3 separate regions of the Homo sapiens genome follow, and all the other regions are linked to region 2. Evidence: read pairs that join two places in POLR2A ChIA-PET (ENCODE). Cell type or tissue: MCF 10A. All regions are shown on one strand.

Region 1 (8,000 bases), 110 kb after region 2:
GAGGGGGTGGCGGGGTAGGGGAGAAGAGAGGGAGGTGCCAGGCGCGAGCACAGGACTTTGCAAATAGGGTGGGGGCGCCCCACGCGCTGTGGGCTCCCGGGGGGGCAGGTGATCTCCAATACCGGGTAATCACTCCTTCCCCTTAAACCCCCACCCCACCCCACCCCCCAGCAGCAGAGGGGTCGTGCGCTCTCCAGGGCAGAGAAGGAGGCGGGGTGAGGGGTGCCTGGGGTGACTTTGCAAGACTTTGCCCATGGGAAGGGGTGGGTGGGGAACCCCTCCAGCCGGCTCTTGTGCCCGGATACCGGGTGTAGGTGCTGCCAGCAGAGGTAGGCAGTGTTCGCTTAGGCGCGGGGTGCCAAAGGGTATCCCCCATAGGAAATCGAAGGCAAGAGATTTCTTAGATGGGGGGAGCGGCGCCCCCTTTTTCATCTGTGCCTGGGAAGTTTATCTCAAGTGCGCTGCTCCAGGCGCGGCAAGTGGCGTTCCTCACTCCCTTCCCCACCCCACCCCCTGCCTCCCCAGCTGAAGGGCTGGCAACACAGGGCACGGGGAGCCGGGGCATCGGCCCAGAGCTGCCCGGCTGTCGGCTGGAGCCCGCCTGGGTCCCGGGGAAAGTTCGGGCGAGTTGTTGCCGGCTGTTGTGTGCGCCAGAAGAGAAGTTGCGCCCGGGGACGTGGGACGCTGGGCTGGCGGGCTAGCGGGCTGGTAGAGTGGTGCGCTCCGGGGGGGCTCTGCAGCGTGGGAGAGGGTCGGTCGGGGTCTGTTCCCCCAGGGTGGGCTGAGGGTGACCTCGGAGCTCAACAATTGGGGAGGAGGAGCCCTGAATCCAAGGGCACAGGGCTGAAATAGGCACCTGGTGAAGGACAGAGAAAAAAGTAGTTTGTGGGGGCGCAGGGAACACCAAAGGGAGAGAGCCGGTTTCCCGGTCACTTAGGGTCCGGCTTAACGGCAAAGGAGAGCGTGGTGACTGACGGAGGAGCGTCGGGGAGCGGGGATCCAGGGGGCGCGCGGGAATGGGGGATCGGGCCAGACCGAGTCAGGGATCTCCCGGGGCAGGGGGCCGATTCGTGCGCCCGGGGTGAGCCGGACGGGCGGAGCGGCGGCCGGTTTATTTTTACTCGGTGGCATTTGCAGAATGTGCAGCTGATGGCCGTCGGCCGCCAGGAAGTTTTGCTTTCTGTTCTTTCTCTCTCTTTCCGAAGCCAGCACTGCCGGGAGCTGGCGGGCCGGGCAGCCGGGTCTGGAAGGGGAGGGGGCGGCCGCCGGGGTGGCGAGGTGCGGGCAGAGGCGCGCTGGGGCCGCTGGCGGGGGCTGGCCGGGCGCGGGCGGGCGGGCGGTTGCTGGGCCGCTGCGGAGCGTTTGGGCGAATGTCTGTCCCCGGCGCTGGAAGCTCCTCCGCGAAGGGAACAGGTGTATGCGCCGTCAATCACGGCTGGAGGGACACTTTGGGGGCGTAGATTAAGATAATAATAATAGATTTTTCTCTAAGGGGTGGGCGCAGATTCTTCTTCCAAGTCATCCCCGACCCGGGTCCGGAGTTGGGGGAGGCTAGTGGAGCGCTGAGGGAGGCAGGGGACCCCCTCTTCCTCCACACAAGTTCCTCTGCCCCAGCTTCAGCTTGGAAAGCCGGCTCTGGGCGCGGCGAGGACCTCCTTCCAGCCACGCTGGCTACGGTGCGGGTGCGGGTGCGTGCCCACCGGAAAAGCGGCAGTAGCGCCTCTCCTGAGTATGGAGCTCCCCCAAACCTGGATCACTGGGCCACGGGGCGGAGTGTGCGTTTCTGACCGAGTGGAGTGTGGGGGTGCGGCCCTCATTGTGCGTAGTTGTCCCGCCGACACCCGGTACACTCAGGGGGTGGCGAGGGGGAAAAGGCCCTGGTAGTCGCGGGGCAAAGTTAGTAAATTTAGGACGTCTCCGAGCTGGTACAGGCGCGCGGTGAGAGCGCACGAGGGGACTGGAAAACAGATCGCCGGATAATCTTGGTGTCCCCCCGCCCAACCCACGACGCGCGCGCGCGCGCACACACACACACACACACACACGCATACACATACAAACACGCACACACACGCGCACACACACACGTCGCCGTCCTAAAGGGAGCTGTCCCGGCTGAGCAGGAGCAGCTGCGCCGGGCATGGGGAGGGGGGTAGTTGTTCCCCGGGGGCTGAGCCGGGGCTGCGCTCCACGTGCCCGGAGGGGGCGCTGGGCCGTTCGGCGCCCGAGCGCAAAGCGCCGGGTTTGCGTCCTGGTGGCGACCAGGCGGTGCGTCCCGGGCGGGCGTCGCGACCTGCGCAATCTCCGGCCGCCCGCGCCACTCCCCCGACCCCCAGCCGCTTTCCCACTTCCCAAACTTCGGTTTTTAGGGTGTGCCCCTCGCGGGAGCTCCTGGACCCTCTTCAGGGCAGAGTGGAGAACTTCTCCTTTCCAGGAGGTAGCCACCATCTCTGTCCCCAGAGTCCGGCGAATTGGAGAGATCGCCGCCCCGCCCCCCCGCCACCCACCCCCTTCTTGTTAGCCACCTTAGAGGCGGTTAAGGAGAGTTTATGGGGAATATTGTTGAACTTCAGTAATCAGGTTTCCAGCGATCTTATGCCTCCTGTTTAATTTATTAGACTAGTTATTTATTCTGTTGATGATAATCTGTTGCTGGTTTCTATGGAGATGTTAAACTGATCTCTTTCAGAAATCAAACTCCATATGCACTAAAACGTTTAAAGGGGCAGTGCCTTCCTCTTTTTTTCCCCTTGCCTTGTTTGTTTGTTTTTTAGACTTTGCACCTTGCCGAGACTTGGAGTCTTGCTCTGAGTCTCGGCGCATTTTATTTCCTTCTTACGAAGGAGAGGAGCCCAGCCCGGGAGCCTTACGCTTTGTGGCAAGTACAGCTTATTATGGCTAGAAGAAAGCGAAGGCTTTGATCTCTAAGTTGCATCATCATTTAAAACAGATCATTTCACCACCACCCCCTTCCTCCCCCCATCATATAAGAGCAAAATTCTTTCAAGATCAAAGAGTCCAATCTTTTAAAAAAGCTATTGTTTAAAAAAATAAGAAAGTCAGTTAAATATGAAACTCCCTTTTATATCTGCTCCCCTTATGTTTAAATAATTTTTTAATAAGAAAAACAAAACTTGTAGCTCAGCTAATTTTTTTCACACTTATTAATAGTTTATCTTGCCCCCCACCCCTTTTTAATTTAAAAGAAGTTCAAAGTTAGATTTCTCTGCCTGTGGGGGTTGAGGTATATTTGCTCCTCTTTTAGATCCTGACCATCTGTTTTAGGAAAATTAGCCTCTGGGAAGAGGGGAAAAGGAGTTTTTAGTCAAACTTACTGGAGTGCTTTATTTATTTATTTATTTTTTGGGGAAAATTGTCACCCAAATATTTTAAAGTTCAATTTTGCCTGCTTTTTGGGAGAATATCGATAACCTCTGTCTGGTATGTGAGAGTACATCAACTTTTTCTCCTTTTCTTCTCTGCCCAGGTATTTTTCTGTAGATTTGTGACTGGTTGGGGGTGGGGGTGGGGGCGTGGGGAGGCGGTGCAGTGAATTAAGAAAGGAAGACAGAAAAAAATTATCTTGTTTTGTGACACTGAAAAATTGCAAACTGACTCTGACTCAGATATTTATCACGCTGACAGATATGATACAAAGCGATTGCATTTCCTAATGATCCTTTGGGACTAAGTTGTAGGTAGAACCATTTAATGCATTTTTAATATTAAAGTAAGGCAGGGGTTGCATTTTCTTGGAGGTAGGGGGAGTGAATGTTCTTCCATAGAGATGGTGCTTTCTGAATATACTGCTTTACTTTTTCAACTGGACACCCCCCCCAACCCCACCCCTCCACATTTCCATTTACTTTGTGTGCGGGGCCGGGGGGGGGGGGGCGGGGGGGAGGGGTAAGCCATGTACAGAGCATTTGGCTTTCATAAATAAATTTATATCTGGCCAGAAGGTTCAATGCTAAATAAGAGCACACTTAAAAAAAAAAAAAACTGACTCCACCCCTGCTATAGGAAATAAAACAGGCAATACTTGAGTTTTTTTTTTTTTCTTTCTTTCTGCCACCCTGGTTCTCTTTTATATTATTTTATATTGGAGGGAGGGAGGTAGAGTGGTTGTTGCTGCTCAGCTCAGAGGCGAGAGGAACCATTCCTATTATTTCCCTCTTTGCTATATTTTTAAAATTTGTTTGATTTGGATTGCAAACAGAACAGAGGCTTACGAGTAGAAAAGAGCACTGTGGCTTTAAACTCAGGAGTTTGCATATTCTCCTTGTATCTTTCCCCTTTGCTAATTATTGTGTTGTTTTCAGAGCAAATATGTCATATCCATGGCGACCGGGCAGGTTTATTGTCTTTCTGAAGCAATAGCTCACATAAGTAATTAATGACTTTCTTTTTTTTCCTCTGGCTTAGGTTAAACAGATCATTCAAGGAAAGTCATCTCTCTCTTCTCTCTCTCTCTCTCCCCCTCTTTTTCTCTCTCTCTTTTTTTAGCCCAGTGACATAAGAACATGAGTAGAACAAGAAAATACTTTAACCAAGAAGTCAACAGCTTATTTTCCCCCATTTCTTTTCAAGGCTGAAGTGTCAGCTTTCAGACATATGAGGCTGTCATTCTCGCAGCCCTCAGCAGTGCAGTCCACGCCTGGGCTGGAAACCCACTGAAAGGTTGTGTAGTTTGGAGACAAGGGAGGTGTTAGCATGACGGGGGGAGGAACCTGGAGGAATTTGCTTTTGAGGTTGGGGGAAGCACTCCAAAATAAGTATTTCTCCTGTATTTAGCAGAATTTAATTAAATTGTTTACAGGAAAGAATTAATGAGTTGGTAGTAATGTGTTTTCCCACCTCCCTTCTTTTTCCCAGTCTAGTTAATTGGAAAGACTAAGTTTTTCTTTTTGCTTCACCTTCAGCTTCCGCTTTCTCCGACCTTTGTCTCAAGTGCTTTTTCCAGGAAAAGTAGCTTTTGGAATCCCCACTGGTTAATATTTCCAGAAGTATAGTGGGGTTTTTGTTTTTGTTTTGCTTTTCCCCTTAGACCTACAACTCAGAGCTGGTTTCTTCTTCTCGGGAATCAACAGCTCTGATGATTGACTAACACTTGGATTTTTCAACTTTTTTTTTTTTTTTTGATGGGAAGAGGGTCTCTTCGGATGTAAAATTATATAGATGGCACATCTCCCCTTCTGCATCTCGTGGCAGTATTAGGGAAGGTAGAAGCAAATTTTTTCTTTTTTAAAAAAAAAATCACCTTTTATGATCTACCCTTTACAAATGGACCTTTGCTAATAAGATTCCTCATGATGTCCCCCCCCAAACTTTAGAATGTGCTAGATGTCCTACTAATATTCTCCAGGGCTCGCTCGCCCCCTCTTATAGACATACATTAAGTACATTTATACCATCCTCTCCCCCTTTTTAAAATGTCAGGCATAGCCAAGGTTTTTGTGTGTGTCCTTACAAGGGGGGAACGAGATAAAGAGAGAAGCATTTATGTTGTACTCACACACAATTAAAAAGAATATTCTCCCCACCATCTGAACGAAGTTCAAAAAGGCTGTGAGTCCACGGAATGAATCTTTAGGCTTTTGGCATTGAAAATAAAAATATAAAGAAGAGAGATTTATTTGGTATCTTGTTTCTGAAGAGGAGAAGAGAAGGCCGAGCCAGTCTGATGCTGAGACTCCAGCGGAGTTGTAATTGAGCCCGTAACCTCTTGATGTCTATATCAGAAAAACAGACATGAGCAGAGGGAACCGAAGAGAGGCAAACAAGCCTGGTAGAGGAGAGGGAGCTCAGGGGGAGATTCACGGAGAGAGGAGAGAGATTTAATTTATAGACATTTTAAAAACCGTAATTTCATTAGGATCTGTTCTTCCCTTTCTCTGAAGGGCAGCCCGGCAGACCGATAAGGCCGGTCCCTGTGCCCGGGATACGTGGCGTGGTTGGGAGGGTGCAGGCTGGAAGCATCATTGCCAGCACCCCGTGTTGGTTTCTTCTCTGTCCACTTTCTACTGGCTTTCTTATTTTGAAATTAAAAAGTCCCAGATGGCCAGAAGTCAGCCGTGGTTCTGGCTGCCTGGTGATCTCTCCTCTGGCTGCCACGCCGCTCTGCGAGTGGGTCTGTCTTCTGCCTGGGCGGTGGCATCTGCGTGGCTCCCTTTGGTTGCAGGGCTGCCTGGTGTGCCAGCAGCAGGAGGCCACTGGGGGAGGGGGGCACCCCCACCTCGGGCCCCCTTGAGTTCACCAAGTTAAGTTGCTGTGGCTCTGAGGCCACAGCTTGGGGAAAAAAAGCTAAAGCCTGTCGTAAATTCTGCAAAAATTAATCAAGCGTTTAAGAGCTGCACGTTAACGAGGTTTTGCAGGCAAGCTGGGCCCTTCTCCTGTTCCCCCTGTTCAAAGTCCGGCAGAGTGAGGGGTGGCCTGGACAGTGTGAAGGGAAGGGGGAGTTTTTTTTTCTTACTTGGAATAATTGAGGACAACCAGGGAGAAGGAAGAAGAGAGATGGGTTTATTGAATAGAAATTCTCAAGTGCCCTTCTTCCATATTGTTGGAAATTTTTTCCCTTTTGGTCTGGATTTGTCCTATGTGTCTTTGGTGGAAAAGACACGTAGAGAAAGAGAGTGAAGGTGCGGGGAGAGAGAGAGAGAAAGAGAGAGAGAGGAGGATAGAGAGAGAGAGAGAGAGACAGGGACGTGTCGCTCCTTCGGAACTCATTATCATTCTTAATAAGTCTTAAGGAATAAGGAAGCGCATTGAGTGTAAATGCTGGGTAATCCTAACACTTCTCAAGGTGAGAGGAGTCTTGAGGACACAGAGAAAAGAGCCAGCAGAGGAGGGGGTGCGGGGGGCAGGCAGAGGCCCTGGGGAAGTGGCAGGCCCAGGGTTTGGGAGGCTCAGCAGGAGGCCTGGAGGCTGGGGTGGGGGGACCCCAAGATGTCCCAGGTGGGATGGGTTGTCTGAGATGACCCAGGGGATCTCAAAGATAGGGGGCTTTGCTAGGAGCAAGGAGCAGGGGTGATGGGAACAGCCCTGTCTTGGGTGGGGGGTGTGGGCAGGGGCCACAGGGTATTTGCTTTCTCCTGGGCGCCATGTCCCCAAACAGCTTGGCTCCTGACCCCTGGCCTCAAGTCCCTGGAGAAGGCCCAGGTGGGGGTAGGGTTAGAGGAGGCTTGTCCCACCCCACGCTCCCCCTTACTGTCCCCTTGGGCTCCCCTGCAGTGGCCACTGTGAGAAGCAGGAGGGACAGAGTGGTGGCTAGAGCTCAGCTCTGGACACTAGGTGGCTTAGAGGATCTGCGAGGTTCTGCAGAGCGGCAGCGGCTGCTGGCTTCCCCTCTGTCCCCACTGGTGGGCTCCTCTGTGCGATGCCTCTGCTGGCTGGGCAGGAAGCCCTGGCACACAGGAGGGAGGGCGCTGGCCCAGGGCATGGCACAGCTCCCGGGCCAGCCCTGCCAGTGACCAGCTTCCAGGCAAAGCAAGGATGAGGCCGGGGCAGCTCCCGGGTGAGGAGGCAGCGGTCAGGGACACTTGCTGCCAAGACGACTGGAGTCCTGCCTGTGGTCTCCGCCTGTTCCATCCTTGGCCACCTGGGTGTGAGGCACTGCTGAGCCTTGGTTTGACGGCGGGCAGTCTCTGGGCTGTGCTTCTTCCCTTCTTTTGAATCCATGTGCCCCCTTTGAGAATCCTCTTAATAAAAAAAATCTCGTAAGCATAAATGTTGCTTATACTTTGAGGGGTTTCGCAGATCTTATAAATGCAGTCTAAGGACCCTCTAGGGCCCCCTGCTCTGGTGGGCTTCTTTCCAATTCTCCAGGATGAGGCAGGGGGGCAGGAGGGAGGAGGCAAGATCGGTCCCCACCACTACTCCCACCTGCCTGCCTCTGCACTGGGAGAGGAGAGTGCTGTCAAACTGTCACCCAGGGGACCCCATAGGTGGATCGGGGCTAGCACTCAGGTTGCTCTGTGAGGAACCCCACCTGCTCAGGTAGC
Region 2 (8,000 bases):
CCCATTTTACAGATGAGAAAGCTGAGGCTCAAAGTGGGGAAGCCATTTGTCCAAGGTCACACAGCTACGAGGGGACAGTGTTGGGATTTGAACCCAGCTCATTCTAGAGCCAGTGTTCTCTTTGCCTGGCTCCATGCCTCGCTTGGAAGGTGCAGTTGGAGGTGGGGACAATGTTGCCTCTGAGCCTTGGCTTCTGGCCTGCTCCAGAGTGCAGTTCAGCTGTTCACATCGTAGGAGATGGGACCAACATCTGCCCATACAGGGAAGGGTCAGGGACTCAGCAGGGTTGGCTTCTGGAAAACCGTTTGGCCTCCAGACACTGGGGACTGGGGCTGCGGCAGAGGGAGTGGGGTCACTGACATGGATGCAGAGCTGTTCCTCTAGCCCTGCTGCCAAGGAAAACCTGAGTGTTGGACGACTGTGAGGATGCCCCTGGGGCCGCCCTGGAACAAATGGGGCAGGCAGCTGGCAGGAGCTGACGCCTGGCCTTCTGGGCAAGGCTTTCCACATTGGGCAAAAATGCCGGGACAGGACAGGGGCTCTACCTGGGGAGGGGAGGGCCACCAGAGGGGCTGGCTCCCCAGCTGTTTCATGCGCAAGGACAGCAGTAGGGGCCCAGCCATTCCAGGGATGTGGTCAGGTGTATAATGAGCAGAAGACAGCACCCGGCTTAGCACACTGTCACGGGGAGGAAATGACACAATGAGTGCCCGCCTAGCACGGTGCTGGCACACAAGGAGCTGTGATTACAGTGGCCCATCTGGGCCCAGCCTCAGGCTCCAGACCTCCAGTGAAGGGTGTTTTGTATTTTTTTCCTTCTGGCCTGCACTGCCTTGGTCCCTTTGGGTGGGTTTGGGGCTGTGGAGCTTTGGGCACCTTGGAACCTGGACTCTGACTGGGGGAAAGCGAGGCCCCCATCCCATCAGCTGGCTTTGCAACAGGGACACCCATGGGACTGTGTCAGCAGGCAGCAGGTTGCCTATCCCCAGACCAAGGGGGAGGCAGTTGAGGGGGCATGAAGGGCCCGAGTGCCAGACTTCATGGCTCAGCCTCCCCAGCAGCCCAGAGCTTCCTGTGTCCTGCTAAGGCCACTACTCATTCATTCGCTCATTCAGCAAATGCCTACTCCATACCAGACCCTGTTCTAGGCACAGAGATACACCAGTGAACAAAACACTATTTTCGGCTGGGGGCGGTGGCTCATGCCTGTAATCCCAGCACTTTGGGAGGCTGAGGTGGGAGGATCACTTGAGGCCAGGAGTTTGAGACCAGCCTGGCCAACATAGCAAAACCCTGTCTCTATTAAAAATGCAAAAATTAGCCAGGTGTGGTGGCTCACGCTTGTAATCCCAGCTATTTGGGAGGCTGAGGCGGGAAGATTGCTTGAACCTGGGAGGCAGAGGTTGCAGTGAACCGAGATCACGCTACTGCACTCCAGCCTGGGTGACAGAGTGAGATCCCGTCTCAGAAAAACAAACAAACAACAACAAAAAAACAAAAAACAAAACAAAACAAAAAGCCACTACTTTCAACAGAGGACAGAACCTCTGTCTCTTGCTCTGAACCCCCGGCCTCAGTTTCCTCACCTGTGATAAGAGGATTCACATGACCCATTTCATCTCCTGCCTAAATTGTTTCAATCTCGGAGGTGAAGGGGCACGGTGAACATAGTTCTTTTTCCCGGGAATGGGCCTGACAAGACACTCATGGATAGAATTCTTTTCTTCTGTCTGCCACTCTTCAAGGCTGTGGTTCCCAGATGGTGAGGGCAGGAACAGAGATGAAACAGAGTAAAATTTGGGAAAGTGGGAGCCACTGTGAGCCCTTGAGCCACAGTGGAGGCCTATCTGGGCTTCTGTGTTCCCAAAGTCCTGGGGAACGCGAGCTCTTTGAGAAGGGGGAGGGACAGGTGGGAGGGAGCCCAGCTGAGACCTCCAGGTAATTCCCGCACCCCAGATCCCCGTCCCCCCAGCCCGGTTGTGGGCCTGATTAGAGTTGGGATGGGAAGGAATGCATTTCCTTTGCCTTCATGGAAGCTACTGGCTGCCAGAAGGCACAGCCCAGAGCCTGAGACCTGTGGGACCCCCGTCTTCTGGACAGAAAGAGTTGCCAGGAAGAGAGAGTGCAGAGCTTGGGCAAGGTGTGGGCAGACGGCAGTCCTGGGTCCCGGGGTAGCCGCCCAGCCCCACAGACAGGATGTAGTAGGGAGAGCCAGAGCCTGCAAGGAGTCTCTTCACCTCCCACCCCTGCAATCCACTTCCCCTAAGATTGTCTCCCAGACTTCCCCCTCAGGAACCTCTCTGAGCTTTTAGATCCCTGGACCCCTCTCCAGTTCCCCTCCAGCCCACGCACTTGCGCCTACCTTCCCTTTTCCTGCAGGCCTCAATTTGCTCATCTGTCCAGTGGAGCTGCTCTAGCAGCATTCCTCCCACAGGGCTGTTGGGAGAACCTGAGGGATGGGAAGACAGGCCTGGGGAGCTGGAATTGGGGGAGAGCTCCTATTTGGGATCCTCAAGAGCCCCCGAAGGAGTCAGGTTCTGAGGCTGCTGACAGACCACTGGGGACACCCGCCATGCCCCGGTCCTCAGGCACGGAAGGGAGGGCCGGTGCCTCCTGAAGCCCTGTCACTCTGGATCCAGGGCCTGTTTTTTTCTGGAAAACAAGCGACATTCATCACGAGTGACAGCCAGGCCCTAATGCAATCTCGGCTGGAGCCATGAATTGCAAATGCGCCACAGGGAGGAGGCTGCTCCATCAGGGCCCCCAGGGAAGCCACATGCCTGGGCCCCAGGGGTGCTGGTCAGCGGTGGGGACACCTCACAGACCCGGCAGGGTCCAGGGCTCCCACAAGTCAACCTGGGCCAGACCCCACCACCTCGGGGTCCTTGGGTTCTCGGAGTGGGGTGGGGACCAGGCTCCAGCGTGGGCAGAAGCGGGAGGCGGTTCCTGGTGACTCAGAACTTGCTTTTGTCCCTCTGTGAGATTCACAGGGAAAAAACAAAGCACCGGGCAATTAACCGGAGCAAGTCGGGTGAGTGGGGAGGGACAGGCAGGCCCAGAGGCCCCCACTCTGACACCTCACCCACCTGGCAATTGGGAGGGCCCCACCCCGGGGTCAGGAGCACTCACGTGACCAGGGTGCCAGGGCCCCTGGGGGGCGGGGCCTGAGCTCTGCCCCTCACCCCAAATGGGCCCTGCCCCCTCACCCTCATCTGGCCTCCTTCCAGCTACCCACACACGTATGCCCTCTCCCTGCCGCCTCATCCTCCCATGCCTAGGGGCTCCGCTCCTTTCCAGGACCAGTGCCACTTCCACACTTGTGTGCCCGGAACTTCCGGCTCTGCACACACGTCTGTGCCGCTGCCCCCCACTCCCCAGCGTGTGCCCGGGCCTCACGTGTGTGCCCAACTTGCTGCCAGCCCAGCACTGAGTCAGGGCGTGCCTGCCCGCCTCTGGCACCCGGAGTAGACGAGTAGACGGGTGGGTTTGTTTTTCCCTGTGTGTTTTGGGTTCAGGAAAAAAAAATCCACAAACGAGCTCTCCCTAAGGCGCTTTTCCCTTCATTTTTCTGCCCAGGTGTCTCTAAAGGGAACTTCATTGTCTGTTTCAAATTCATTTGCACTTAACTCATCTAGAAGTTTTGCAAGAGCTGTTTGAAGTCCAAGGAGCCCTGAGCACCCTCTCCACCTCTCCCCACCCTTGTAATGAGCCCTTTAACCCTTAGAGACCCAGAGCTGCCTCTGGGCCTGAGTCAAAGGCTCTGCTGTCCCCTCCCCTCCTGCGCGTGGGAGCGAGCTTAGGACTGGGTAGGAGGCGGGAGTGGCATGGGGTGGGTGAGGCTCTGTCCAGCTTGCCCCCTCCTCTGGAACACACACCTACCTGGGCATCTCTCAGTGCCCCCCTCCACAGTGGCCTCAGGCTCCACTGGGTGCAGGGCCCAGCTGTTGGGGCTTTGAGCCTCCCCTACTAATTAATGGGTGCCTGCAAGGGCTGACCCAATCAGCCCCCAAATTAATCTCAATTATAGCGATTTGGTAACTGCAGCGCTAGCCAGCCTGATTGAGCCGGGATTTCATCACCTGAGAATGGTGAGCCGGAACCCAGACAGCTCAGCCTCGATGTTATTGGCAGGGGGCGGAATTGTGGGCGGGGGGAGCTGGGTGGGGCTCTGGGGCCCCGGGCAGCCCAGCCTTTATCACCACCATCAAATTATTTCATGCCAGCTAATACTCACATTGGCAGCCCGGCCTGCCATCCCCGCCACACACACCCCCGTCCCAGGTACTGGGGAAGGTGGAGGAGGCTCTGGGTGGATCTCGGGCTGCCTCTCCAGGTCCCCTGAGCTCACAGCCTGGAGGGGAGGCTGCTGAGCCCAGTGGAGCCCAGAGAGGTTAGGCTCTGGAACTCCAAAGTTGGGCAAAGGTCCACGCTCTAGACCCCGAGATCCAGCTGGGCTGCCTCCCCCAGGACTGCGAGGCCGGGAGGCAGACGTGGGCAGATGACTCTGGTGCGCTGGCAGTTCCCTGCGGTTTCCAAAGCCCTTTCCCATCCAGTAGCACTGGTTTGCTCCCTGCAACATCCCCACGGGGCAGGGCAGGGCTATTAACTCCATTTTACAGAGGGGGAGGTGGAGGCCCAGGGAAGAGGCAGGGCTTGCTCAACGTGTCAGTACAGGAGCCAGGGCTCTACCAGGCCGCAGGACTCCCAGTGCAGTGCTCTTCCCACGAGAACACATCAACTGGGAGATGTTCTCCTGCCCCCAACTTCAGCACCCCCACATCCCCATCACACACCCAGCGCCTCCTCTTCCTCCTCCTCCTCCCTGCGCTCTAACTGCCCCAACGTGTTGCCATTTGCTCATTCATTCAGGCAGCCCGACTTCTCCAAGACTCAGTTTCCTCATCTGCAAAATGGGGTGAAAATCATTACATCTGCTCCCCCACTGACCCCCCACAGGACCCTTCCTTCCTTCCTTCCTTTCTTCCTTCCTCCCTCCCTTCCTCCCTTTCTCTCTCTCTCTCTTTGAGACAGTCTTGCTCTTGTCACCCAGACCGGAGTGCAGTGATGCGATCTCAGTTCACTGCAACCTCTGCCTCCCGGATTCAGGGGATTCTCCTACCTCAGCCTCCTGAGTAGCTGTGATTACAGGCGTGTGCCATCGCGCATGGCTAATTTTTGTATTTTTAGTAGAGACAGGGTTTCACCATGTTGGCAAGTCTCATCTCAAAGTCCTGACCTCAAGTGATCCGCCCCCTCAGCCTCCCAAAGTGCTGGGATTACAGGTATGAGCCACCGCGCCCGGCCCCCTACAGGGTATTTTCTATGTCCTAAAGCCTTCTTTGAGTGTGAGGCTTCAATTATTGTTTTTACGAAGAGTCATGGTGGCAGCAGAGGGTACCAGAGACCTGGCAGCTCCTGGTCTGTTCCCCAGCCATGGGGCATGTTCATGTGGACAGAAGGAGAGCGGGAGGGCCGCCTCCCTGGGGTCAGGCAATGGCTCTCTATGGTGGAATCCAGGCAGCCGAGGCCAATTGAGGGAGGAAGTCTTTGGGACCCTTGCTCATCACCCTGGCCCACCCCCACCGCCAGTCAAGACCCCTGCATCATAACATTCCAGCTCCTGGAGGACTGTGAAGTCTTTGGTCACCTCCCCCTGAACCCACGAATGAATGAATCAGGTCATACATCCTGTGGAAGAGATGGAAGAGACACTTAACACAGCTCAAGCTACTTCCACACGCCCTCCTGCTACTTCCTTCCACCCTGGCCTCTGGGGGGCTCCTCTGTCTCCAAGGCCCTGTCTGCTGCACCCTTGGCAGTAGCCCCGGGGTAACTCCCACCACCCCGCCCTCTCAGCCCTGGGCCTGGTTGGCCAGCTGGGAAGGGGTCCAGAGGTCAGGATGGGATTCTCTCGGTAGTGCTTTGCCAGGCCCCCAGCATCACCAGTGAGCCGGGGCAGCACTCAAGAGCTGTCACCCTGCAAGGGAGCCAGGGCCCTGCGAGGCCTCCTGCCGGCCCCCACTTCCCGCAAACAGTGGCAGGATGATTGATTTTGCGGGAAGAGCAGCCCCAAGGGTGGGGGCGGGGAGCCGGGGCGCCAGGGGATCCTCACTCCATTTGCTTGTGGCTGTGAGTCAAGGCCAGGTCCCTCTGGGCAGGGTGTGAGGTGTTCCCCGCTGTGCCTGCTGTGGGAGGGCAGGGAGGGCCTTATGGGGCTTTCCTACAGCAGGTCCAGGGCCCTGGGGTCTGACAGCCCTTGAGGGGGCCCTCTGACCCCTGGGACTCCTGGTCACCCCGTTAGAGGATGTGGCTGGTGTGGCTCACCCCAGGGAACATGAGTCCTCCCTCACTTAGTCTGAATTCTGCAGCTGGGCTGGGGATGCGGAAGGGCAGGGAGAGGCTGTATCCTGGGCTGAGCTGGCCCCAGTCTGCCTGGGACTCCTGCCCTACGGCCAGGCCTGCCGAACTCCCTCGGGACCTGAGGGGGAAGGAGGGAGCTCTGAGCCATTCGAGAGTCATGGGTACATATGCCCAAAGACAGACAGACAGACACACACACACACACACACACACACACTCGCCAGGATTCACAGGTCTCAGGGTCAGGTCCTCAAGGCCTCATACCCACAAACATGAGCACCTCACACAGGGCCATGGTGTCCTGGAAACGCGCTAATATGAGTGGACTCCAAGCAAACCCCGCTCCATGCGGCTGCCCCAGCAGTGGACACAAAGACAGCGACACCTTCAACAACAGGGAAGGAGGGTTTTCTTGTCTCCTGTTCCTATTGGAGAGACAGGCAAACTGAAACCCAAGAAGAGAAAATGATTCAGACCCTGGGTGAGTTGGCAGCAGTGAGCAAGTCCCAAGAGGTCACCTGGATTCAGGATGCTCCGGAAAAACAGGCCAGAGCCCTCTCCGTTTGTCACATTTTTCCCCAAGCTTTTGGGCCTGGCACAGGTGCGTGTGTAGTGGTGGTGGAGGCGTGGGGGGTGGGGAAGCAGCTTTTTCTAGCATTGCCCGAGAAGGGGATGACTTCCGCCTGGATTGAGAATCATGGAGGACTTCTTGGAGGAAGGGATGGCAGGTGTTCTTCATGAGGGAGGAGGAGGAGGCAAGCAGGAATTTGGGGGCGGGACCCTGGGAAAGTTTGGGGAAGCTGGGTGTCTTGACTTGGGTGAAGGGAGGGAGGCAGCCTCCAGGAGCAGAGGGCAGCTTGAAGGGGGTCGTGGGGGTGGGTTTCCCAGTGAAATGCTTGTGGTGTGTCTGCAGTGTGTCCAGGCTGCGCCCAGTGCTACATGAGACCCAGGGGAAGTCCCCACAACCAGCCTCGCCTCCAGGGACCTTGCAAGTCAGCTGGGAGGACAGAATACCCCCCTAGTCATGCAGAAAAACATCCAAATACCATAATGAAATCATGATGAGGGGCACCAGTAACCACCCAACCCAAGCTCAGTCAATGCCACTGGAGCTCAAGAGAGTGAGGGAGGCTCAGGCTGCCGGGGAGGGTTGGGTGGGGGTCAGTGCAGAGGAAGGACACCCCAGGTGGGCAGAGGCTTGCAGAGGGGACCCAAAGAGACTGATGCAGGCCCGCATTCCAGATTCTGTCTGGGGAAACCTGGAGAGACCCCAGCAGCCCTCAGAGGCCCACCAGTACAGATGGCATCCAAGCACCCCCAGCCCCACTGGGTACCCAGGATTCACCACGAGCTGCTCTGTTTCCTTTCCCGCCACATCCAGGAAACGCTGTTGACTGAGCCATGATAGGTGCGACTGTAAAGGCTCTGAGAAGGCCTGTGGAGGTGAAACTGCTTGGTCTCTGTCTTTTTTGGTTTAGATATTATTAGTTTCTTATAGAAGAGACATACAAATTATTTACATGGTGTAACTTTCAGAACTGCAGTGGAGTGGCAGTTTCATATGATGCCATTTCAATAAGCGATTAATTTCAGTCCACATACATCCTAAGAATGTCATCATCTCTAGATAAGAAATAGTT
Region 3 (8,000 bases), 76 kb before region 2:
GGCCGTCCATGGGAGAGGCTCGCCACAGGCGCTTCTGAATTCAGCGAATGAAGCGGGGCAGCGGGGCAGCCAGGCAGCCGCAAGCTCCTCCCAGCTCAAAGGCTGCAGGCTCAGCTTAGATTCCAGGCTGGGGAACCAGTCCTGTCATTCTTTGCCAACCCACTCTGGGGAGACTGTGGGCCCTGGCATTTGGCCTCCCTGGGCTGGGCCTGAGGCCCTGGCCCTCTGCCCACCCAGGAATCGAATGGCTCAACGAGGGCAGCCCTAGAAGGAAATGCAGCACCCATTCCTGCCTTTTCACATTGCTTTTTAAACTGTTAACTTTCTTTCTTTCTTTTTTTTGAGACGGAGTTTTGCTCTTGTTGCCCAGGCTGGAGCGCAATGGTGAGATCTCGGCTCACCACAACCTCCACCTCCCAGGTTCAAGCGATTTTCCTGCCTCAGCCTCCTGAGTAGCTGGGATTACAGGCATGCGCCACCGCACCTGGCTAATTTCGTATTTTTAGTAGAGATAGGGTTTCACCATGTTGGCTAGGCTGCTCTCAAACCCCTGACCTCAAGTGATCCGCCCGCCTCCGCTTCCCAAAGTGCTGGGATTACAGGCGTGAGCCACTGCACCCGTCCAATAGTAGTTTCTTTCTTTTCATTGCAGTTCAGTATTCCATTGTAGGAGTAGACCACAATGGGTCCATTCTACCACTGCTGGGCGCTGGGGTGGTTTCCAGGTTACAGGAAATAATAGCACTGCTGTCAACAGTCTTGCACGTGTCCTCTGATGCCCTTGTGCTTGCCTTGCAGTTGGAGAGGAAGCGCTGGGTCGAAGGGTGGAGGAATGTTCAGTCTTAGTAGATTCTACCAGTTCCCAAGAGTGGTTGAACCAACCTCACTCCCGCCAGGAGGCAGGAGCTTTCTCAATGCTCCACATTCTGCCAATCTCTCCCTGTCATTCTTTCTTTCCAGCTTCTGGCTTCAGGATTATTTCCTGAACTCCTCTAAGGAAAGCTTCTTTGTGGGAAGTTTAGGTTCTTGCCTGCAGTCATTTTAAATAGTTGGAGTCTCAGCTGCCCGAAGAGTCTTTTAAAATGTGAGATCCTTGCCCTGGGTGCGGTGGCCCACACCTGTAATCCCAGCATTTTGAGAGGCTGAGGTGGGCGAATAACTTGAAGCCAGGAGCTCAAGACCAGCCATGGCCAACATGGTGAAACCCCCGACTCTACTAAAAATACAAAAATTAGCCAGGCGTGGTGGCACACGCCTGTAATCCTAGCTACTCAGGAGGCTGAGGCACGAGAATCACTTAAATCTGAGAAGCAGAGATTGCAGTGAGCCGAGACTGTGCCACTGCACTCCAGCCTGGGTGACAGAGTGAGATACTCAGTCTCAAAAAAGAAAAAAAAAGTGAGATCCTCTTCCTTCCCTGCTTAGAGTTCTCCAGGGCTTCCCACAATTTTTTATGGTAAAACCCCAGCCTGCACCCCTGGCCATGGCTCCTGCCTGCCCCTCTCCTTTTTGCCCACCAGCGGCCCCTCTGTCACTGGCTCTAGTTCCACTGACCTTCTTTTGAGTCCTTAAACACAAACACACCAAACTCATTTCCGACTGTTTGCTGTGCACTGACTATTTCCTCTGCTGAGGAATGCCCTTCCCCAGGTCTTTGCATGGGACTCTTTCTTTTTTTTTGAGACAGGGTCTCGCTTTGTTACCCAGGCTGGAGTGCAGTGGGACAATCATTGCTCATTGCAACCTAGACCTCCCAGGCTCAAGCAATCCTCCCACCTCAGCCTCCTGAGTAGCTGGGACCACAAGCGCATGCCACCACACCAGGTTAATTTTAAAATCTTTTTGTAGACATCGAGTCTTGCTATTTTGCCCAGGCTGGTCTCAAACTCCTGGGCTCAAGTGATCCTCCTGCCTCAGTCTCCCAAAGTGTTGGGATTATAGGCATAAGCCACCATGCCCAGCGGGACTCCGTGACATACATACCATCTTGGTTCAACTGTCACCTCTCAGTGATGTTTTACCTGACATAAAGAAATTTGGGGGCTCGGTGCAGTGGCTCACGCCTGTAATCCCAGCACTTTGGGAGACTGAGGTGAGTGGGTCGCTTGAGCTTAGGAGTTTGAGACCAGCCTGGGCAACATGGTGAAACCCCATCTCTACAAAAAAAATACTAATAAATTAGCCGGGCGTGGTGGCTAACTTTTTTTTTTTTTTTTTACTGTGGAGTTTTGTTCTTGTCACCCAGGCTGGAGTGGTACAATGTCACGCTCTCAGCTCACTGCGACTTCCGCCTCTCGGGTTCAAGCGATTCTCCTGCCTCAGCCTCCTGAGTAGCTGGGATTACATGCGTGTGCCATCACGCCTGGCTAATTTTTGTATTTTTAGTACAGACGAGGTTTTGCCATGTTGACCAGTTTGGTCTTAAACTCCTGACCTCAGGTGATCTGTCAGCCTCAGCCTCCAAAGTGCTGGGATTACAGGCGTGAACCACAGCGCCTGGCAAAAACAGAAATTTGGAATAAACAAAAATATTATTTTTAAAGGTTACTGGTGTCTTCAATGGAAAACTAAGCATTATTTGGAGAAGAGGGTTCCTGCTGTCTAACTCCAGCCTTTCATCACCTTTGTGCTATCTTATGGTGCTCTAAGTCATAGAGAACCTATGGCAATGCAACCAATTCCTGCCTATGGACACGCAAATAAATTTCATGGGGGAGGTTCCATTGGCTTCCCTTCCCCACTGTGGAAGAAGCCAGTTTGGTGTCTATTTGCATCCTGATCTAGAAATGTATCTGTTCTTTCTTCTCCTTTGAACTGGTTGTAACCTCTGCCTGGTTCCCTCACTAATAATGAGTTAATAAAATCTTTAATACAGATTCATCATTTTATTTATTTATTTATTTATTGGAGATGGAGTCTTACTCTGTCATGCAGGCTGGAGTGCAGTGGCGTGATCTCATCTCACTGCAATCTCCGCCTACTGGGCTCAAGCAATTCTCTTGTCTCAGCCTCCCGAGTAGCTGGGATTACAGGCGCACGCCACCACGCCCGGGGAATTTTTGTATTTTAGTAGAGACGGGGTTTCACCATGTTGGCCAGGCTGGTCTTGAACTCCTGATCTCAGGTGATCTGCCCGCCTCGGCCTCCCAAAGTGCTGGGATTATAGGCACGAGATTCATCATTTAAAATCTTTTTGAGGCCAGGCATGGTGGCTCACACCTGTAATCCCAGCACTAGGGTCTCACTGTAGTCCTCCAGGCTGGAGTACAGTGGTGCAATCACTGCTCACTATAGCCTTGACTTCCCGGGCCCAGGTGATCCTCCCACCTCAGCCTCCTGAGTAGCTGAGACTACAGGCATGCGCCACCATGCCCAGCTAATGTTTTATAGTTTTAATAGAGACAGGGTTTCACCATGTTGCCCAGGCTGATCTTGAACTCCTGGGCTCAAGCCATCCCCCGCTGCCTCAGCATCCCAAAGTGTTGGGATTACAGCTGTGAGCCCTCGCACCCGGCCTAAAATCTATGTTGCCTTTTTTGAGGATGATCTTTTCACACTGACCTCCCCATCAGAGGTCCTCTCAGGCTCTCTGTATCTCACCACTCTGTTTCATTTTCTTCTGAGCCTGATTATTATCTGAGATTATTTTGTTCTTCTATTTCTTTACTTATGGGTTTTTTTTTTTTTTTCGTCTCTTGGCCATTGTGCATAGTAGGCACTCAAAAGAAATATAACGAGTGGGCGGGACGCGGTGGCTCACGCTTCTAATCCCAGCACTTTGGGAGGCCGAGGCGGGTGGATCACGAGGTCAGGAGTTTAAGACCAGCCTGGCCAAGATGGTGAAACCCCATCTCTACTAAAAATACAAAAATTAGCCGGGCGTGGTGGCATGTGCCTGTAATCCCAAGCTACCTGGGAGGCTGAGGCAGAGAACTGCTTAAACCGGGGAGGCGGAGGTTGCAGTGGGCGGAGGTTGCAGTGAGCTTAGATCGCGCCACTGCACTCCAGCCAGGGTGACGGAGCGAGACTCCGTCTCAGAAAAAAAAAAAAAAGAAATATAATGAGTGAATGAAGGTAGATGAGGCAGCAGCTGGGCGGTGCATGTCCCCACCCCCTTCCCTCCTCTCCCGCAGGGCCGTCTGGCTTGCCTGTGTTCAGCCCACGGTGTTCCCATGGAGCCTCTCCTTCAGGTCAGACACGGACAAGCCAAGCTCTGCAGCAGAAGTTTTAACAGGTGAATCAATCACACTTTTATGGTTGGCATCAGGCTTTGGATATTTCCCCAATGAGCAGACTGAGAACCAACCTGCTGGGTGACACTGGGCAACTTTGGAAGCGAGAAAGCCTTCCAAAGCCTTCACCAAAGCGTGGATTTCAGGCTGTCATTCTCCCAACAAGGAAGCGGCATTCCTGCAGGCCGAGTGCTGGAGCTCACGTGGCTAGCTGGGCCTGGCATCCTCTGACTCAGAGCTCGGTGCTTGTTTCAATAATTAAAACCAGCACAGGGAGCGTGTGTCGTGTGCCGGGCCTGTCTTGGGGGATTTGTGTCTATTAACTCATTCTAACAAGACTTTTAGATGATGACGCGAAGTCCAGAGGAGTGAGTGACTTGTCTAAGGTCCCATAGCAATGAGTAGCAGAGCCAGGATTTCACCCTCCAGAGCCCCTGCACTTAGCCACCCCGCAAACAGATGACACTGTGGGAGTAACATGTCTTTGTTGAGCGCTTACTCTGGGCTTGGCCCTGTGCTGAGGGTTCACATGCATCATCTCATTTCATTTCCTTTTTTTTTTTTTTTCTGAGACAGAGTCTCGCTTTGTTGCCCAGGCTGTAGTGCAGTGGTGTGATCTCAGCTCACTGCAATCTCCACCTCCCAGGTTCCAGTGATTCTCCAGCCTCAGCCTCCTGAGTGGCTGGGACTACAGGTGTGCACCACCACACCTGGCTAATTTTTGTGTTTTTTTTTTTTTTTTTTTTTTTTCTGAGACAGAGCTTAGCTCTTGTCGCCCAGGCTGGAGTGCAGTGGCACAACTTCGGCTCACCACAACCTCTGCTCCCGGGTTGAAGCGATTCTCCTGCCTCAGCCTCCCGAGTAGCTGGGATTATAGGCATGAGCCACCACGCCTGGCTAATTTTTGCATTTTTAGTAGAGACGGGGTTTCGCCATGTTAGCCAGGCTGGCCTCGAACTCCTGACCTTGTGATCCACCCGCCTCGGCCTACCAGAGTGCTGGGATTACAGGCATGAGCCACCGCGCCCGGCCCAATTTTTGTATTTTTAGTAGAGGCGGGGTTTCATCATGTTGGCCAGGCTGATCTTGAACTCTTGACCTCCAGTGATCTGCCTGCCTTTGCTTCCCAAAGTGCTGGGATGACAGGCGTGAGCCACCATGCCCAGCCCTCATTTCATCTTCTTGATGTCAGTGAAGGGGGGGCTATTTTTGTGCTACAAGGTTCAAGAGTCTCCAACACTATCTTCACTATTGACAGCAACTTCAAGTTCAAGGGAGCCCAATACCACCTTCAGGTTTGATAATTTACCAGAAGGACCCATAGAGCTCAGAAAAGCTGTGTTACTTATGGTTAAATGCCATGGGTTAAAATCAGCCAAGGGAAGAGGTGTACGGGGTGCAGTACAGGAGATACCCAGGGGCAAACTTCTGTTACGGGATCTCTGGGGTGTCATTTTTCTGGCCGGAAACCTCTGTGGCCGCTGGCACCTTTGCCTGAGTTCTTGGAGTTCTTGTCCTGTGTCCAGGAAGAATGAGGTACACAGACAAGTGAAGAGTGAAGAAGGGGAAGAGTTTTATTTAGCGTTAGAACAGCTCAGAGGAGTGGGTAGCTCCTCTCTGTAGGCAGGTCTTCCCACGGAGTGTTCAGCTCTCAGCAGAGAGGAGGCCCTGGAGAGGGTGGCTTCTCTCCACAGGCAAGTCTTTCGGACGTCTCTGCAGGTCTCTGCAGCTGTCAGCAGAGCGGTTAGCTTTTCTCTGCCCACTGGTCGTCCCACCCTCTACTGCTCTCAGCAGAGAGGGTACTCAACTCATCCCATCGCCTCTCTGCGCTCGTCTTCCTGTGGCCGTCCTCTGCCTGACTTTGGCTGTGCCCTGGGCTTTTATGGACCTCAAAGGGGAGAAAGTGTGTGCTGATTGGTCCATGGGCAGCTATGGGCCAGCCAGAAAGAGGCACCACGAGTCCCTACTCCAGTCCAGGGGACTGGCAGCCCGGCCCGCAGCCCTGGCCCTCCCTGGCCCACAGGTGGGGCCTTACTGGGGACCTGCCCCATTCCACCCAGGAATCAATCAGCCTCCCACTGCCATTCATGGCTCACAGGCTTGGCCCCAAACCCCCTAAGAGCTCTGAGCAGGCCCCTAGAGTGGAGAGAGGCCAGGCAGCAGAAGACACCCCTGAGCTTGCAGAGACTTGGTGGGGGGGGTCCTTCCTGGGGTCCCCGAGGGTGCAGGCTGCAGAGACACCCAGCTCCTGGGCCTGGGAAGGCAGCTGCCGCTGCACCCGGGAAGGCAGATCCTGCCTGCTCCTAGCCCTCCCCCAAGAGCACAAGGAGGCTCCGATCCACAGCTGCAGTTTGGGCAGCTGTAGCCCCATCCAGGAGGGTGGGGCTCCTGCCTGCTCCACAGAGCAGGAGGCCTGGATCTGCAGCTGCGGTTTGGGAGGTTGCCGAGGCACCCAAGGAGTTCCCGTCCCAACTCAGAAGGGGCGGGGCTCCCACCAGCTCCATAGAGTGTTCGACCCCAGCCACACCTCCCTGCTGCAGCCAGTGTGATGGCAGCAGCCACTGCCACCACTTCTAGGTGCCCTTTCCTCGTGGGGTTGTACAGACGGGGCCAGCTTCTCTCAGCAGCGATGAGTGACAATACATACAGAGTATGCAGACCTGAGAAGAGCTCCTGAGCCTTCCTATCCAGAGGGTTTACTGGAGGTCAGTTGCATAGCCATGGCTGACTACCCACGTGGCTGACTTTAGTCTTTTTAAAATTTTTATTTTGTTTTTAATTTTTTGAGACAGAATCTCGCTCTGCCATCCAGGCTGGAGTGCAGTGGTATGATCTCTGCCCACTGCAGCCTCCACCTCCCAGGTTCAAGCGATGCTCCTGCCTCAGCTTCCCGAGTAGCTGGGATTACAGGCACCCGCAACCACGCCCAGCTAATTTTTGTATTTTTAGTAGAGACGGGGTTTCACCATGTTGGCCAAGCTGGTCTCGAACTCTTCACCTCAAGTGATCTGCCCACTTCGGCATCCCAGAGTGTTGGGATTACAGGCGTGAGCCACTGCACCTGGCCTGACTTTAGTCTTGAGCCCCTCCAGAGGCTGAACTGATTACCACATGGTCCAAGGCCACCAGCATTAATCACGTTTTCAGCAAAGGCTATACGGCAAGGCCCAATGCCCCAGGTAAACAGACACTCTTTTTTTTTTTATTTTAAATTTTTACTTATTTATTTTAGAGATGGGGGGGGCATCTCGCTATGTTGCCCAGGCTGGTCTTGAACTCCTAGACTCGAGTGATCCTCCTGCCTCAGCCTCCCAAAGTGCTGGGATTACAGGCATGAGCCACCACACCCAGCCACAGAGACACTCTTAACAGGCAAAACATTCCAAGGGCTTAGAATTTACTTCCCAGTTGCTTTCACCCAGGAGGGGCAAAGGGCCAATTCTTTGGACCCAAGTTAATTATTTACTGCACATGTGCCCATTTTGCAGAAAAGGAAATGGGGTCTTGGAGAGATTAAATGACTCGCCCCAGGTCACATAGGTTGATCCAGGGTCTAAGCCCTGATCATCCAACTCCAGGGCCCAGGTGCCTTGTGTTCTTCCTGGTGGCTTAAATGTCTCTGTTGAGAGAGAAATTAGCCCGACAATATTATTCCATATTCCCATTTCTTCAGTTGTAGAATAATTCTAGAGTGTGTGTGTGTGTGTGTGTGTGTGTGTGTGTGTGTGTGTGTGTGTATTTCAGAGACAGGGTCTTGCTAGGTTGCCC

What was found. Peaks named below come from ENCODE experiments on the same cell type or tissue, not always from the same donor. Only the 100,000 strongest peaks of a DNase experiment are listed, where the experiment ranks them.
Region 1: POLR2A ChIA-PET joins it to region 2 with 14 read pairs; 3 of 35 experiments call an interaction of 5 or more read pairs at or near these places.
Region 3: POLR2A ChIA-PET joins it to region 2 with 11 read pairs; 3 of 35 experiments call an interaction of 5 or more read pairs at or near these places.

What each region holds. Positions count from the first base shown.
Region 1 is chr1:10,788,222-10,796,221 of GRCh38, reverse strand. The region is part of intron 1 of CASZ1 (castor zinc finger 1); the gene reads left to right. Among named protein-coding and RNA genes, the nearest start is that of CASZ1, 4.4 kb to the left of the region's middle. RefSeq lists an enhancer at 4,106-4,709. In MCF 10A, CTCF peaks have their summits at 2,122 and 2,322; no DNase peak of the experiment used is centred here.
Region 2 is chr1:10,896,597-10,904,596 of GRCh38, reverse strand. No RefSeq gene overlaps it. Among named protein-coding and RNA genes, the nearest start is that of CIROZ, 81 kb to the left of the region's middle. In MCF 10A, no CTCF peak of the experiment used is centred here; DNase peaks (open chromatin) are centred at 3,016, 3,606, 4,156, 4,526 and 1 weaker place.
Region 3 is chr1:10,972,390-10,980,389 of GRCh38, reverse strand. CIROZ (ciliated left-right organizer protein containing ZP-N domains) reads left to right here. Exons shown (of 13, transcript NM_001170754.2): 2 at 4,134-4,234. Among named protein-coding and RNA genes, the nearest start is that of CIROZ, 5.7 kb to the left of the region's middle. In MCF 10A, no CTCF peak of the experiment used is centred here; DNase peaks (open chromatin) are centred at 119, 4,449 and 6,669.